Linked DNA regions of Homo sapiens: all the other regions are linked to region 3. A link is a loop called in an ENCODE intact Hi-C map of the cell type or tissue named here. Cell type or tissue: PC-3. All regions are shown on one strand.

Region 1 (2,500 bases), 220 kb after region 3:
GTATAATCTATGCAAACGTTACCACACGGAGTTGTTTCTTTCTAGTTTGGTTCACCTTCTTTCCGCAGTGGAGCCGCACGTGTGTTTGTTAGGTGGGTTGAATGCCCTTCCTGAGAAGGAAGCATCTCTCCATGTCTGTGTGCAGGAGAGCGATGACAGAAGGCCACTGTCTGTACCCGGAAAAATCCCAGGACAAGGAGGGCAAAGAGCCCTGGATGTGAGTCCAAGATCTGCTGTCACGTTGTATGGATGTGGGCAGGTAAGTGCCGGGCTCAGAGTCCTCATCTGAAAGATGAAGACCAGAGTTGCCCCTCCATTTTGCCTTGCAGCATTTTTCTGGGTATCAAGAACAAAGGTGCAAGAGTCTTATTCATTCATAAAAGGAAGTTCTGACACCTGCCACACCACAGCTGAACCTTGAAAACATCGTCCTACATCAAAGAAGCCAACGCACTAGGACAAATATTGCAGGATTCCCTTTATGTAAGGTTCCAAGAATAGGCAAATTGATAGATGCAGAAAGGAGAATGGGCGTTCCTAGGGCTGGGGGCCAGGGGATTAGGGAGCTGGAATTTGATGGGTCCAGAGTTCCCGTTAGGGACGATGGAAAAGTTCTGGAGATGGATGGTTGGTGATGGTTGCCCAAGAATGCAAATGTACTTTATGCCACTGAATTGTACCTTAAAGACGGTGAAAATCGTAAATTTTTATGTTGTCTATACTCTACCACAATAAAAATAGCAAAAAAACTCCAATAACCATGGAAAGTCATGGTACAAATTCAGGTTATAATATGAAACGTCAGTTCTCTTTTTCCCAGGGTAAAAGAGACATGGAAAAGAGAGGAGACGAGGGCTGATGGCCTGTCTGTTGGTCCTTGACGTTTTCGGCTTTGCCCGAGCCTGGTGGCTGAGCAGACGCAGAACCAGCAGCCGGGGCCTGGGCCTGGCTGTGGCCCTCTGTTTACTCGTCCTATCCTTGTTTCTTCTGTAAAATGAGGCATTCATTCCAGATGGCCCTCCACGACCCCACCTCACCCCCATAGCGCCACAATTCTCAAATTTCATTCACTTTCTTTTGATCTAGCTCTGTTCTTTTAAGTAATGTCATCTTGGCTTACTTTTTATAAACACATGGGAGCAAATCGTATTTGATTATTAACTTAAAAAAAAATTAAGAACCACCAAGGTGCTATAGGTTCTGAAAAACACCCTTTCCAACGATAAACACCCCATGCAGGGCTTGGCGGCCCAGGTGGCCGAGTCGCCGGCCTTGGAGGGGGCAGCCTTGCTGCTCTTCTGCGCCCTCTGGTGGCCTCTCTCCATCACCGTCGCCACCGCACAGGATTCTTCGGGGCTTGTGCCTTGGGCTGGGTGAGGACACTCACTTGTCTGAGGAGGAGATTTACTCTGGCAAACTTGTGTCTGGTGCTTCGAGTAGAGAGATGGAAAATGACAACTTTCTATTCTGAAAGGCTCTCTATTAGTGGCCGGTGATGAAGATGCCAGAAAAAAGTGGCCCATCCATTATATTTATGTTGTGTGATATTGGACCACAGAGGGTAAAGTCAATGAGCAGAATAAGTAATTGTAACAAGCATTTTCATTCCCTTGGCAGGAATTTACTCATTAGCAGTATACCTATTTTATACGGGGAGATTAGATAAATTAGAGATTAAAGAAAGTGGAACAGATGTTTTTCCTCTGATAAGCATCATTCTATAAGAAAACTCCAGAGGGTTAGAATCAGTGCAGAAAGCAGGAATGCACATTATTTTTTGGTGCTTCCACATTTTGAGAAGGCAAAAAAAAAAAAAAATACTAGGTGGGGGGAGGTTGGGCCAGCGCAGGGTTGCACGCGTACAGCACACCGACACCTCCATTGTAACGTGACTAATAATAGAGCCTTCTGTTTTTTGAGTACGTGCTAAGTGCCTTGTGTACTTTGTGAGCTCTGTGCCAGGTGCTTTGTGGATGTTCTCTTTAATCCCTCCAGTGACAGCGGTGGGGCAGCTGTTTTGTTTCTATTTCACAGATGAGAAAGGCGGAGAGGCTCCAAAAGGGCTAATGATTGGATGGAGATTGGGTCAAGCAGTGGTTCTCAGCCGGCAGCATCATCATTGCCTGGGAGCTTGTTAGAGATGAAGATTCCAGGCCCCACCCTAGACTTCCTGAATCAGAAACTTGGTTGTGGGGTGTGGGGATCTGTACCTTTTTTTTTTTTTTTTTTTGAGATGGAGTCTCGCTCTGTCACCCAGGCTGGAGTGCAGTGCCTCGATCTCGGCTCACTGCAACCCCCACCTTTCGGGTTCAAGCAATTCTCTTGCCACAGCCTTCCGAGTAGCTGGGATTACAGATGCCCGCCACCATACCCAGCTGATTTTTGCATTTTTAGTAGAGACAGGGTTTTACCATGTTTGCCAGGCTAGTCTCAAACTCCTGACCTCAGGTGATCCACCTGCCTCAGCCTCCCAAAGTGTTGGGATTACAGACGTGAGCCA
Region 2 (2,500 bases), 85 kb before region 3:
GCCTCTCACATTATTTGTGGGAGGAAACATCCCTTTCTCCCAGCTCAGTTTATGCCCAAGGAAATGGATTCCGGCACTCAGCCTGGCTCTTCCTATGTCCTCAGCAGTGAGGGTTCTTATTGCTGCCATCCACACAGCTCTGGCCAGGGCTCCCAGCACAGGACTGCCGCCAGTACCTAACTGCCTATGGTGTTTGCACCATCTTTTCCATGGAGGAGCCTCAAGCCACTTTAAAACTTTGATTTTAACATCCAGCAATATGATTTTCTTTGCTACCCTTTAGTAGGTCCAGATATGTCATGTGTACACCTCTTGTTGGTTGTCAAAGATGAAAACCGTCTGTCAGAGTATGCAATGGATGGCTGAAAGACAGGTCACAGAAGACTCCAAGGAAAATACACAAATAGCATTATAATAAGCCAGCACTGTGCCAGGCCATGTTAAAGGGAGCTATTCATGTACAGGGAAAAACTGTGGTCACAAGTAACTTTCCTATGTCTGTACAGAAAATAAAATGCACTAAATCACACTTAAACGAAGTAACTTCCATGATGCTTGCAAAATCAACTGAGTTTTTCAACGTTTCCAAGTAGTATAAACCATTCAAAAGAACTCGTGTAGACAGTTCTTGTAGCTGTTAATTACATTTTAATGTCTGTGACAATTCTGTTTATGTATTAGACAGACAGTAACCCACAGCCATGAACATATTAACATAAATTACAAAGGTATTTATAAAGTAGCACACAACAGCAGTCAGACCCACAAATGTAAACGAAACCAAACTGTTTTCATTTTATGACTCACATATTTTTAACCTAAAGAGACTCTGGATAAAGACAGCAGATTCAGCACTCACATCTAGTAATAAAAATGGCAGTACTGTTTGCTTTTTGCTTGCCTGCTTTTTGTTTATTTTTATAAAACAAACCCACAAGAAGAGGAACAAAAACAGCCAAAAATTTTGGAAGCTAGAAACAGATGGACAAATAGTAACTAACTTACCCAACCTGGAAAGGTTAAGTCCGACACCCAGCTGACAAGGCAGAACCATCCAAAGGCTCGGCGATTGGTGGCAGCAGACACCTCCGAGTATAGTGTGGCGGTAGATGGGGTGACTAAGAAGCACTCACTCTCCCACTAAGCACAGCTCCTCCTTCACCCTGGCAGATGCCCAGAGATTTCCTCCTCGTAGAAGAGCAAAAGAGGGGCTCCTCAGAACCACTGCTGCAGAAGTACCACAGCAGTATCCACAGAATCCCCCAGCACAATCAACCTTGCCAACAGACCTCTTTCTGTGGTAAACCTGAGGCTGGACCAATAAGAAAGGTCTAAATACAGCCAGGATGGGAGTGGGAATGTCCCAGATTTCCCTAAGGAGCCCACCAAGGTCCCCACAGTAGTTCTTATGATGAACAACTGGCCAGGCAACCAATAATTACTTGGGGAAAGACTTTAACATAAAAATAGGGACCAAAACAAACAGAAAAGGGCAAGTTAGACGACAAGGAAACTATGCAAAACAGAGTACAATCAGTATCTCAAAGAGGTAAGAAAAAATAATCTACCCTCAAATAAGAACAGGAGTCTTTTACAACAAAACAAAAAAGAATTAAGAAAAGGAAAAAGGAGGAAGGTGGAGGGAAGGAGGGAAGGAGGGAAGCAGTCTTAGAGGAACAGAAAGAGCTCCTGGAAATTAGAAATATAATTGAAATGAAAAACTTTTCTAGAAAATGGAACAAAAAGGAAAAGACATGAAAAATAGAAGAAGAGATAAAGTTAAAAGTCTAGTATGAGATGATGAGTTCTAGAAAGAGAGAAGAGTAAAAATGAAGGAGAACAGGGAGATAAAAAAAACTTAAGAGCTTTTCCATAATTGAGCCAGAGTACGTGGGGAAATGAACTAAAATGGACTGAGACAAAACTAAAGACCAAAAGAAGGTCCTACAACATTAGGGGCTGAGGGAAGAGAGTCACATGCAAAGGATTAGGAAACAAGAAGCAAGAATGGCTTCAAACTTCACAACAGCAAGACTGGTGGTTAAGACAGTTGAGCAAGTGCTTCAGAATTGTGAAGGAAAGTGATTTCCAGAATTCCATTCTCAATCTATAAGTCATGCATGAGGGTAAAATGTCTTTTATTTTAAAGACATTTTCAGACATGTGAGATCTTAAAAATTTGGTCTCTTGAACCATTCTTAAGAAAGCTACTGAAGGATTGGCTCCACCAAAACAAGAAAGACACAGAATCCAGGAAACCAAAGATCCAACACAAGAAAGTGAAGGGAAACTCCAAGTAAAGGAAAATCCCAGGGTAATAGTTGAACATCAGCAGAAAGTGAATCCAGAGAGACTGGAGCAAGCCAGAAATCTCTAGGATAGGAAGTCCTCTAGAAGATAAAACTGATGACATAACTGATGGATCTAAACATCTTACAAGGAGAGACAGACAGTTATAACCGATTGAGATTCTAAAGGGGAGTGCATGGTAAGTTTATAT
Region 3 (2,500 bases):
AAGGTACTTAAAAGAAATTCCTGAATCTAGGTCGCATGTCCATATTTCCCCCAACCTCAACAAAAAAAAAAAAAAAAAAAAAAAAAAAAAGCCTATTCCCAAGGGTCATAGGGACATAATGGATTCATTCTCATTACAAGAAAACAAAATACTGAAAATGATTGGTACCATTAAGAAAAAAATACTCTAAAGTAACATGGTCCTACATCTGCCTCTAACTTCATTCGTCTCTAGTTTACGAAGATGTGAATTTTAAACTGCTCCTTTAAAAGCAGGCTGACAAAGCAAACCTTTTTAAAATTAATTACGTGGGTTTATTTCCATGATTCTTCTCTATAATGTTTTTCCTCGTGTGAATCAAAAACAAGTTGAAATCACAAGTTTTCTATTAAGAATAGAAAAATCTATTATCCTTAAAAGCAAAACTCCAATAACTAAAGATCTGAAAGCAGTGGACAGCAGTGTTCAGCCTAGGATTCACAAGATTATTTGTTAAATTCAGCCCTTCCTTCACTCTGACAAGTCTCTAAGGTATGATTATTGTTAAAATACCTCTTCCTAAAATAAATGAGTTACATAAAAATATACATACAACGACTGTTGTTCCTCTCTAACAGATTAGGATTTTTTAAACTTTCATAGCATTAACATGAAAGAAAAATTATTTGGAAAAAAAGACACCCAGCACAACTTGCTTAGAATATAGTTTCCCTAATTCATCGTGTAAGCAGTTCAAACAAGGCTCAAATTACCTAATCTAACAAAACAATGAAGAAAAAAAAAAGATTATGGGGCATTTCTGTATTCTCCACATCAAAAGCAAATATGAAATGATTCTTAGTATTTCACAGGAATATCTCATTTTTCCCCTTTTAATTATTGTTATCTGCACAAATATGTGGTTTCCTCATTTCGTTTTTTAAATATGTCAATTCTAACCAAAACTCCTCATCCACAAATATCTTTGAACAGTCAGAACTGATAAATCACAAAAAAATGAAGCTTAAATCTTGTTTATCAGGTGAATTACACATCACCAAAATATATTGCTGCCTATCAAAATCTTAAAAAAATTTTAAGGTTTTATTAAGCTGCGTGTGCTGACAGAATTCAAATTTTTCCATAGTTGAATTTGTAAAGGGAAGACTTTTATAAAGGCTTTACAAATCCAAAAATTGGTAAAATTCGTGGTTTACTTATTTTTCAATGGCCTTATCCTCAGCCTCCAATTAAAGTCTATGATATATGTAATGTGCATATTCTAAGACTATCATCAAAGATCTGAATTTTGTAAATGCCCAATACTGGACACCAGCGAACTGTTTTTCTGTATTTGATCCTCTTATTAATAACTATGATTCATAATAGTTTCAGCTTTAAATACTGAACCTTACATTTGCTTGTAATAGAGCTCAGTTATTATTTGTGGCAAGAATTTTTGTGACTGTACTGCTCAGCACTTCTATTTACATCAGCAGTGCTAAATGCCCAATGGTGAGAGGGGAGCCAATCAGATGGCAGATTAGATGTCAACTCAGAGGCAGCTGTCTGGAGACTATTACAGCCAGTTTACCTCCACAATTCAAATTCCAAACCTTGCAAAGGAGATCAAGTCAGTCTTTAGGCTCAGCCTACTAGCAAGAAACAGCAAGAGTGCAGGACACTTCCTAACAGCGCTGTAGGACTCGGGTGACAGCAAAATAAAGAAAATCCAAATAAATACGATCCCAAAAGATCAATTTTCACTGGTCTGCTATCTTACTGGATTTGCTGAATAAAATGCATGCCTAATCCATGATCAAAATAAGTTCAATTGATCCGGAACGTGCTCCTTTCACATAGCCTGCCTGTTGAAGGTGACTCCCTGCAAGCAGCCCGTAAGCCCAATAATGGATTTCCCTGGCTATTCTAAGGAACGAATCGATGTATTTTACAATATTGCACCTCCATGTCGTTGTAAATTTTGTTATTATTCCTACCAGCAAACGTTCGAGCTCGAAGCCCGCACCGAGTGTCTCTGAATGGCTCTCCCTAAGTAGGAAAAACCCACTCGCTTGTCACAAAGCTAACCTATTTTCCCTGCCTGGACCTCGGAAGCCAAGAGGGAACGTGCTGTGGCTAAAGGTGTGAGAAAGTTCCTCATTCTTTCCCCCGTTAAAGCACATTGTGGGCGCTCCCAGAACCGATCGGGTGGCTCTTCGCCCCAGCCGTCCTGGCCGGGAGAGCCTATTTGTTACAAAAGCACCCGAACGGTCCCCGCCGCCCCAAACGGCGACCGCGCGGGTGGCGCCTCGGGATCTCGCTTCGCGTTCCCGGGCCTGGGGGAGGGGGGGGACGCGGGTGCGGGCCGGCGGGGTAGAAGCCACCCGGCCCGGCCCGGCCCGGCGAAGCCCTCCCAGGCCTGGACAGCGCGCCGGCCCCCGGGGCGCCCCGACCGCGGCGGGAGGCGGCCGCCCGTCAAGATGGCTTTGGGCGCCGCGCCCCCGCCGCCCCCGCGGGA
Region 4 (2,500 bases), 94 kb after region 3:
GTCCAGGCTGAAATGGAGGTCAGCAGAGACGCCAAGATAATGACAGGGCCACGCCAGCGCTCGCTGGCTTTTCTTTAACGCACGTTTTCCCTTAGTAAAAATCAAGATCCTGAGGGAGAAGTGATCCTTTTTAATTCGCCTTTTCGGGACTTTGTGGCAGCGCTTAACGCGCCTTATGCTTAATGGCACACGTCGGGGGGCTCCCGGGAGATGACGGGTGGGCGGACCCCAGGCGCAGGTCCAGTCCCATTACCCACATTTCCCGGAGCCCAGTCTACTTTTCACATCTTTCATTCCCCCTGAAATAGATGCACATTCGCCTCCAGATTTAGAATAGGAGCAATGAGTATTTCACGAAAGCCTGGAAAATATGACTTTTCCAGAAATGGCTTAAGTCGGTCATAGATCTTCAGGCTCCTGGCAACTGCGGGACGGGGGTGTGCCCTAATTGCATCCATTTCCTCCCAGGCCTGATTGGGAATCTTGCACCGGCATCGCGAGCCCCGCTCTTCGGCCTCCAGGAGCGAGTGAGGGACGCGGGAGAGGGGCTTTTCTTCGGCGTGCGCGTCCCCCTGCCGCCGGCTTCTCCAGCTCCTCGCCGGGCCGCGCTGCCGCCCAAACTCCGCGGCGCCGCCCGCTCCGCGCCCGGCTCCGGCCCAGGTTTTGCGGCCCGCCCGCCGCCGCGCTCGCCGAGCCGGAGGCTGGCGCCGCCGAGGCCGCCGCGGCCGGGGCGTGGGGGCCGCACCGCGCACGCGCGCCCGCGGCGTCTGAGGCTCCCTGCGCCCCGACTCCGCGCGGCCGGAACCCTCGCGCCGCCGCGCCACCCGGAGCCGCCCGGGACCCGGACCCCGCGCGCCCCGCGCCGGGCGGGGACTATTTTCTCTGCCCGTGTCCTCTCCTCTCCCCACGCCGGGAGGAACATTCCTGGCTCTCCCCGCCCGGCTGCGTCTGTGCCCGCTCCTCCCCCGCCGCGTGTTTTCCGCCCCAGTAAAGATCGTGCCACACAAATAAGCCTCGAATGCCCTTTGCCGAGCAGGCAGGAGGGCAGCAAGCGCAGAGCCCGAGCGGGCCATTTTCAGGGCGCGTCTCCGGAGCCGCTAAAAGTCTTGTTTTCTCCCAAAAGTGGAAGGTGGGAGGTGGGGCGGTCGTGGGGCCGCTTCCAACTGCTACACACGCTCGAATAGTTGTCAGTAAAATCAAACTGACGTCAGCCCTGAGGAAAAAGATAGGTCTCTTTTGTTCTCATGTTCTACCCCCGCCCCTTGCGATCAAAGGCAAAAAACATTTTTTTGGAGGTGGGGGGAAAGACAAAAAGGGGGAAAAAATTGCAATGCGGAGAGATAGCTTCCATCAGAGCTCCTGCCCGGGCGATGGGAATGTTTAATGAATGCATCAAGCCTTTTGATCACCCTCGCTCGGTTGGGTTCAGTAGTGCCGGAAGGTTAGTTGCATCTCCTGTGGCTGATCTGAAATTCGATCAGCAGAGGGGGCAAAGAAAAGAAAAGCATTTTAATGGGAATCAATAGGGGATCATAGGTCTTGGAAGGAAATACGTGTTGATTAAAAATGCCACAAGATTAAAAAATGTCCACGACTTGTTTAAAAAGAGAAAAAGGAAAAAACAGAGAGGAGAGGAGAGAGAGAGAGGAGAGAGGAGAGGGGGAGGAGGAGGGAAAAAAACCCTTAGCAATCTATTTTCTCTGTGTGTTGCTGCCAGAGAGGCAGTCAGCAGACCAACAGTTTGTATAATGCTTCAAGCTACAGCGGGCAAATTTAAAGCTGTATGCTCAGAACAACATAATAAATACTTATTGAAAATGCATTTCTATTTCTAAGCGGGGTTCACTCATGCATTATACAAAGCACCTAGGGCTGCAGTAGCGAGACGCAAGGGGACAAATAAGGTGTACTGTGGCTCAAGTTCTTAAAACTAAACTCTCCAGCTTTTAACAGTTGACAGCAAGAACATAGACACTTAAAAAATGTATGAAAAACTAAACGAATAGCTTGAAAGATACCACGGACTTAAATTGTCTGAAACTTAAAGTTGTAATTTAAAAAAATCTGATAACTGAGGTTGAGGAGAAGGATAGCAAGGGGAGTTAGTGGTAGATAGCATATTGATTGGGTTACAGAGTGGAAAATTATTGCCCTGTAGGTAGAGAAAGTGATCAGCGGTGTGATAAAAACGGTGGAAGGTTTTATGACTATCCATCTACTACAGTGGGAAAGGGAAAAAGGTATTTTAAACCCATTCTTTGACAGAAAAACACAAATATACACCCTGTTTGCATAGCCTTTTAGAAAGAAATCAATTTACATTTTTACATTTTTGCATGTTAAACAAAGTTTCTTCATTGCAGTGGTGGAGCCTTCCTTTCAATAGCCTTTTAGGGAGTCCTCCAGATCTCCTGCATTCTAGTCCTACCCTTTACTCATCTTCCTCATTTTTACCTTTTCTTTCAATCTCTTTGAAGGACGTAAAAAGCGTCAAAGAGGT

What was found. A loop is a pair of places that touch in the nucleus more often than their neighbours do. Peaks named below come from ENCODE experiments on the same cell type or tissue, not always from the same donor. Only the 100,000 strongest peaks of a DNase experiment are listed, where the experiment ranks them.
Region 1: it touches region 3 in a loop (7-fold over the local background); 81 of 110 quality-filtered maps call a loop at or near these places.
Region 2: a loop joins it to region 3, with 4 times the contacts of the local background. A loop is called at or near these places in 17 of 110 quality-filtered maps.
Region 4: a loop joins it to region 3, with 11 times the contacts of the local background. A loop is called at or near these places in 102 of 110 quality-filtered maps.

The regions. Positions count from the first base shown.
Region 1 is chr6:156,563,376-156,565,875 of GRCh38, reverse strand. No RefSeq gene overlaps it. Among named protein-coding and RNA genes, the nearest start is that of SNORD28B, 190 kb to the right of the region's middle. RefSeq lists an enhancer at 1,357-1,606. In PC-3, CTCF peaks have their summits at 1,119 and 1,327 (motif pointing left); no DNase peak of the experiment used is centred here.
Region 2 is chr6:156,864,951-156,867,450 of GRCh38, reverse strand. The region is part of intron 2 of ARID1B (AT-rich interaction domain 1B); the gene reads right to left. Among named protein-coding and RNA genes, the nearest start is that of MIR4466, 86 kb to the right of the region's middle. In PC-3, a CTCF peak has its summit at 1,049; no DNase peak of the experiment used is centred here; H3K4me3 peaks cover 1,407 bases; H3K27ac peaks cover 1,570 bases.
Region 3 is chr6:156,779,566-156,782,065 of GRCh38, reverse strand. All of the region lies in intron 1 of ARID1B (AT-rich interaction domain 1B), which reads right to left. It overlaps MIR4466 (microRNA 4466), which reads left to right and starts at 2,335; the gene lies at 2,335-2,388. RefSeq lists silencers at 2,205-2,374, 2,405-2,500. In PC-3, no CTCF peak of the experiment used is centred here; a DNase peak (open chromatin) is centred at 1,545; H3K4me3 peaks cover 2,500 bases; H3K27ac peaks cover 823 bases.
Region 4 is chr6:156,685,684-156,688,183 of GRCh38, reverse strand. No RefSeq gene overlaps it. Among named protein-coding and RNA genes, the nearest start is that of ARID1B, 90 kb to the left of the region's middle. RefSeq lists a silencer at 659-968 and enhancers at 322-1,248, 1,809-1,918, 1,249-2,176. In PC-3, a CTCF peak has its summit at 1,432; no DNase peak of the experiment used is centred here; H3K4me3 peaks cover 2,138 bases; H3K27ac peaks cover 1,872 bases.